Regions from separate parts of the Homo sapiens genome. Here region 1 is linked to region 2. A link is a contact called in ENCODE Hi-C or POLR2A ChIA-PET data. All regions are on one chromosome and are shown on one strand. The core of a region is the stretch at or near the end of the contact, and the rest is flanking DNA. Distances in the headings are between cores, read along the strand shown. Region 1 has its middle 120 kb from the start of XXYLT1-AS1. Region 2 overlaps LINC01968 (long intergenic non-protein coding RNA 1968).

Region 1 (2,700 bases), core at 191-2,690, 240 kb after region 2:
CATTTCTGTGCGATCTGCCTCCCTGGTGCCTGTGCCCCTGGGCTCTATCAAGGTGGGCCTTGGCAACAGCTGTATCAGCCAACACAGCTGGCTCTGCTAGGGTCTGATGGTCTCCATGGATTGCTGAGAAAACTCCCAAGGGGGCTACAGCTAGGCCCCCTTGCCGACTTTGGGGGGACTGTGGCTGAAAGGCACGGCAGCTTGCCAGGCCCCTCCCTTGTTACCTTCCATGGTGGAGCCTGAAAAGTGGAAAATGCTCGCCTTCCCAGCTGCGCCTTCATGCAAGGGTGACCATGCAACCCAGCCCTGCAGTTAGCAGACAACCACATGGAGGAGCTCTGTTTAGGGACTTCTGGATGGTGGTATGCAGGGGGATGGTGGCAGTGAGGACCGTCCCCACAGATACCAAAAAGATGGCCTGCATTGTCTGTAAAGAGCTGAAAACAGTGATAGACCTGTGTGAAGGTCAATCTGCTTTTCTTTCTCACCATGTGCCTGCAATTCTAAATAAGGTCAGTGCTGTACCCCTTGTTCCACAGCCCGACCTGAAGAGCTCTGGAACTAGTGAAGGAGATGAATGCATTTGCAGGGAGAGTGACCACCTTCCCTCCAGTCGGCTCCACCTTCTTCATGACAGCAGCCTTCACAATGACAGCAGCCTTCACAATGACAGCAGTGACGAGGGCACCCCTCAAGGCTTCAGACCTTCAGGGCCTTAGGACTCATGTTCTGTTTTCTGGCTACACTAACGGAGCTAAGGGAAGGAGCCTCTGCTTCCGCTGCTCAGATGCTGGCTGGTGCCCGCCATGCCTTCATCATTCTCACATCTGATTCAGGGGCTCTCCCTTTCTCCAGGCTTGGGTTCGGGGAACCTGAGGGCCACTATCTGCTGGGTTCCATCAGCAAGTCCAGCAGCACAGCTGATCTGACAGGTGTCACATGACTCACAGGCAGGCAGGCTCAGTGGGACAAGTCCTAAACTAGGACTCAGGGGACCGCCTGGTCTCTGTTGTCTACTAACCAGCTGTGTGACCTTCAATAGGCCACTTCCCTTTTCTAAGCCTCAGTTTCCATAGCAGTAAAACCAGAGGGCCCTTCTCTAGAGAGTTCTTCCCGCCCTGACAGTCTCTCTCTCTCTCTCTCTCTCTCTCTCTCTCACACACACACACACACACACACACACACACATATCTGGGTGGGTATGTTTTACAGAAGTACTGTATTGCTCTACATTTTGTAACATGCTCTTAAGTTTTTGAGAAAATGATATACAGAAGGATTTGTAACTTCTTTGCTATTCACTCAAATGAATCCATTTTGTGTTTTAGTAGCTTCAGATCACTTCAACAGCCAATGCAAATAATCAAGACAGAAGCAGTGCAACCTCTTGGAGTTGGCCTATTTCCAGTGGTACAGCCAAACGCAATGGCATTATTTACCCAAATTGTTGGGCAACCAGCATGCACTGGAAGCAGATGCCAGCAGACGCCTTCCCGGACGCCAAGTCCTAGGAGTTGGCTTAGGCCCTTAGCTCAGGATGGAGGCAGCACCCACTGCATTGACACAATGCTGTGGGGTGATCCAGTCCTCAGCAACTACAGGGAGGATCCAGCCACTGGGGCAGACTGCACTTCAGGGACATCAGAAGCGGAAACCTGGGCTGGGGAGGTGCTTCCAAAGGAAACACCTGGAAGAGGGAGAAAGGATAAAAGAACCACCATCTAGATTAGGAAAGCAAGGCAGTTCCTGCCACCCAGAATAGTGTGTGCTGCTTGTTTGGAAAATGCATGATCATTTTCAGAGTCCTGAGGCCCGTCAGAGACTTTATGTCCAGCAGTGCCGATGGCCTGGTTCTCAGTCAAGGTAGTGGTCTGAGCTGCCATGGTCGGTCTCCTGCTCCAAACACATAGAAATTCTAGGTAAAGTACAGAAAATTAAATTTCAAAACCTATAACGAAGCTCAGAAGCTAAAAAAGCATCTGTGGATGCTCAAATAAAGAGGAGTCTTGCAGTGGTAATCAGGATTGAGCTACACCCTGTGTGTGCCTTAGAGGCTGGGTTTAGTTTTCAAGTTATCAGAAATCATATTGAGCTATAGAGATAGTTTATCACCCTGCATCTTTTAAAAACCAGATTAGGATATAATTTACATACAGTGAAATTCGCCCTTTTTAGGATATAATACTGTGAGTTCCGGCAAATAAATACAGTCATAGAACTACTACCCCCGTCAAGGCATGGAGCAGTTCCATCACCACGAACGTCCTTCTGCCCTTTGTAGCCAACTCTTCCCCCTCCCCTGGAAACTACTGGTCTATATTTGCCCTTCTATTTCTGCTTTTTCCAGAATTCCAGAGAAATGGAGTCATACGGTGTTTAGAAAGGCTGCAGCTTTAGTTCTTGCCCAGGAAGTGACACCAAGGCCACAGCCTTGCCGACAGCAGGAATACTAGGACTGAGTTCCCCAAATGAAACCAGGAGTCAGGAAAGGGCTCTCCTGTTTAGGAACTGGGATTAGAAAAACTGCTTGCTGGCCTGAATATTAGGCACAAAAGTGGGTCACTTACCTTGGACCATGAGGGAAACTGTCACCAATAAAATATCTGAACCTCTAGGTTGTATGACACAAAATTATGGACAGGTATTCTCATTGCTACCAGCACGGTGTGGATGTCCCGAGCCTAGAAACTCACATAAATA
Region 2 (2,700 bases), core at 13-2,512:
GCTTTCTGAGCATCTACTTCTGCTTTGCATGTTTCTGCCACTTCTCCTTCTGCCTTTCCTGCTGCTTCTGCTGCTTCCATGCCCACTTCTTCTTTTCTGCCTCTGCCTCAGCGGCTGCTGCTGTTGCTACGCCTTCCTTCTTTTTTTCTTCCTCCTCTTCCTCTTCCTTCATCTTCCTCTCTTCTGTGGCCTTTGCTTCTGGTTCTGCTTTTTCTGCTCACTTTCCTTCTCCTCCTGCTCTGTCTTCTCCTCCTCCTGTCTTCTTCTTCTCTTCCTCCTCTGTTTTCTCCTCCTTCTTGTCTTCCTCCTCCTGCTGCTCAGTTTTGAACATGCTGAATTTAAGGTGCCTGTGAAACATTTACTTATACCTTCTCTAGGGCTTTCCAGTGTTCTTTAAGAGCTTCAAAATTTCCACCAACTTGGAACTTGCTGGCTGACCTTCAGAACAGTCTCTTTTAGTAGGTAGCAGATAATAACAAGACTTCACAAAGGAGCAGTACTCTACAATTAACCCAGTATTTACAAACCCATTATTTTATTAGTAGAACAGGGAAACTGAGGCTCAGAGAAATTCCCATACTTTGCAAGGCTGCATAGAAATAAGTGAAGCTTTTATAAGAACCTAGAGCCCCTTTTCCCAGGGTTTGCCGTAGGGCCTTACTTTTTAAAAATTTGTTATTTTAATAGACTTTATCTTTTTAGAAGCAGCTATAGGTTGACAGCAAAATTGAGAGGGAAGTACACAAAGTCCCAACAGGACCTTATGTTTTTACAGAGCTTAACAAGTCCCTTTGTATCCATGATTTCATCTGTTTAGGAATCACTTGAGAGGATGTCAGCTCAGAGAGGGAAGGGATTCAGTTATGCCCACACAGCAAAGCAATGCCACCTCACTGGGGTGAGGGCCCCTAGCTTCTTGTCCAAGGGCTCAGGAAGGACCAGTGCCATTCAGAAAAGTAGTGAGGCAGTGAGTGGTAGGTGTGGGCATTAAGCCAGCTTCTCTTAGTATGTCACCAGTCCCTCCCACTCACATCCCGGCATGAGAGAGTCATCCAGATCTGGTTCTCTGAGTTTTTCCATCCTTAAGGAAAATTCTAGTGACCTAAATCTGGGCCAGAAAACCAATAAACACAGGAGTTGCTTTTTAAGAAAAACTCAGTTGATAGGCTGAAAGTGCCACGAGGCCACAGGACAATTAGAGTATGCTGGGCTCCAAATGCTGAGCAGATGCCATCCTGGTTGGGAGCCAGGCCCTGGGAATAGAAACACCAGCCCTCTGTGCCAGCCCTGGCAGGGCCCTGGGAGGCAGCTGGTCTCCAGCCAGTGGCTCCCCTCTGTTGCCAGCACTGCACAGGCCCCAGGGGAATGAAAATTGAATTTGGCAAAATTCACATTCTTGTCTTTGGAGAGTGGGTGAGAGTTGCACCCTGGGAAGTAGATTATCAGCCAGCCCCATGAGGGGAGGGCTCACGTTCCTTTACTCGCCATCATGTCTCCAGGGTCAAAATCAGTGCCTAGCATATAACAGGTGCTCAGAAATGTTTGTTACTGACTATCTACACACTGAAGACAGGGAACGGAGCTTTCACCACTTCCTAAGGTTTCCAATTCCCAGATCTTTATGTTTGTAGGACTCTAGGTGGCTTCCGATTAAGTACCTATTGTTGAGGGGGACTGTGGGGAGTGGTTGTCCAAATAACAAGAGAATGGCTTCCACAGTCAGGTTCCATTTTAGAGGAGGCTCAGGGTGGAAGTAGTTTGCAAGGGAAGAGGCAGCCCGGCTGAGTCTTGGGTCTTGCAGGAAGGGAGGAAAGGGGATGCCAGAGAGATGTCTTGGGCATGGGAAGAGAGCCTAGGGCTTAACTATAGAAGGGCTTGTGGATGTCCTCTTGCTAGTTGTCCATTCACCAAGCATCTGTCTGTGGGCCTCTTCTTCGGGATGGGCTCTCCTGGGAAAGTACTGCATCTCTGTGTAGAGAAAGTGCTCCTTTCAGAGGAAGTGCTTTGAAGGGTGTGCTTAGAAGACATACCTTGCGATCTGGAGCGCAGATGGCCAAAGACACAAAAAGCCCCTGTGTACAGCCTCCCTGAACAGAGCAGCCCCACCCTAGAGGCTCCACTGGGGTCACTTCTGCCTACAAATAAGGACATGCTGCGAAACATGCTGACCAGTGCCTGCAGTGTGGGGCAGAGAAAGTAGCAGGTGGTTCAGGAAGACAGGAGGAAGCCTGTGGAGGGGGCAGCACCGGAGCTGGCCCTGGAAGTGTGGGGCAGACTTGGCCATAGAAGGGCAGCATAATCAAAGGCGAAGAATCGGGAGTGTTGTGTGAGTCACAGGTCATCCTGTTTGGCTTGAGGCTCAAGGAAGTGGGAGCTGAGGTTGGAAATGTAAACCTAGGCCAGGCAGAGCACCGTGGCTCACACCTGCAATCCCAGCACTTTGGGAGGCTGAGGCAAGAGAATCACTTAAAGATGGAGTTTGAGACCAGCCTGTGCAACAAAGCAAGACCCCATCTCTAAAAAAATTTTTTTAAAAATTAGCCTGGTGCCGTGGCATACACCTATAGTCTCAGTTACTCGGGAGGCTGAGGCAGAAGGATGGCTTGAGCCCATGAGCCCAGGCATTCAAGGTTACAGTGAACTATGATTACACCACAGCACTCCATCCTGGATGACAGGACAAGCCCTGTCTCTATAAAC

The links. A loop is a pair of places that touch in the nucleus more often than their neighbours do. ChIA-PET counts read pairs that join two places held with the same protein, here RNA polymerase II (POLR2A). Pooled maps may share reads with other maps.
Region 1: a pooled map shows a loop between it and region 2 (6-fold over the local background). The contact joins two enhancer-like sites. A Hi-C loop is called at or near these places in 1 of 37 single-sample maps with no recorded cell type and 3 of 50 pooled maps. POLR2A ChIA-PET finds 5 or more read pairs at or near these places in 2 of 52 experiments (BJ and HCT116).

The regions. Positions count from the first base shown.
Region 1 is chr3:194,974,716-194,977,415 of GRCh38, forward strand. No RefSeq gene overlaps it. Among named protein-coding and RNA genes, the nearest start is that of XXYLT1-AS1, 120 kb to the right of the region's middle. Within about 2 kb of position 1,441, at least 4 of the 41 ENCODE cell types and tissues checked have a DNase peak (open chromatin) inside an H3K27ac peak, as active enhancers do.
Region 2 is chr3:194,737,374-194,740,073 of GRCh38, forward strand. All of the region lies in intron 1 of LINC01968 (long intergenic non-protein coding RNA 1968), which reads left to right. The region is part of intron 2 of LOC105374292 (a long non-coding RNA gene); the gene reads left to right. Among named protein-coding and RNA genes, the nearest start is that of LINC01972, 30 kb to the right of the region's middle. RefSeq lists an enhancer at 1-109. Within about 2 kb of position 1,263, at least 13 of the 41 ENCODE cell types and tissues checked have a DNase peak (open chromatin) inside an H3K27ac peak, as active enhancers do.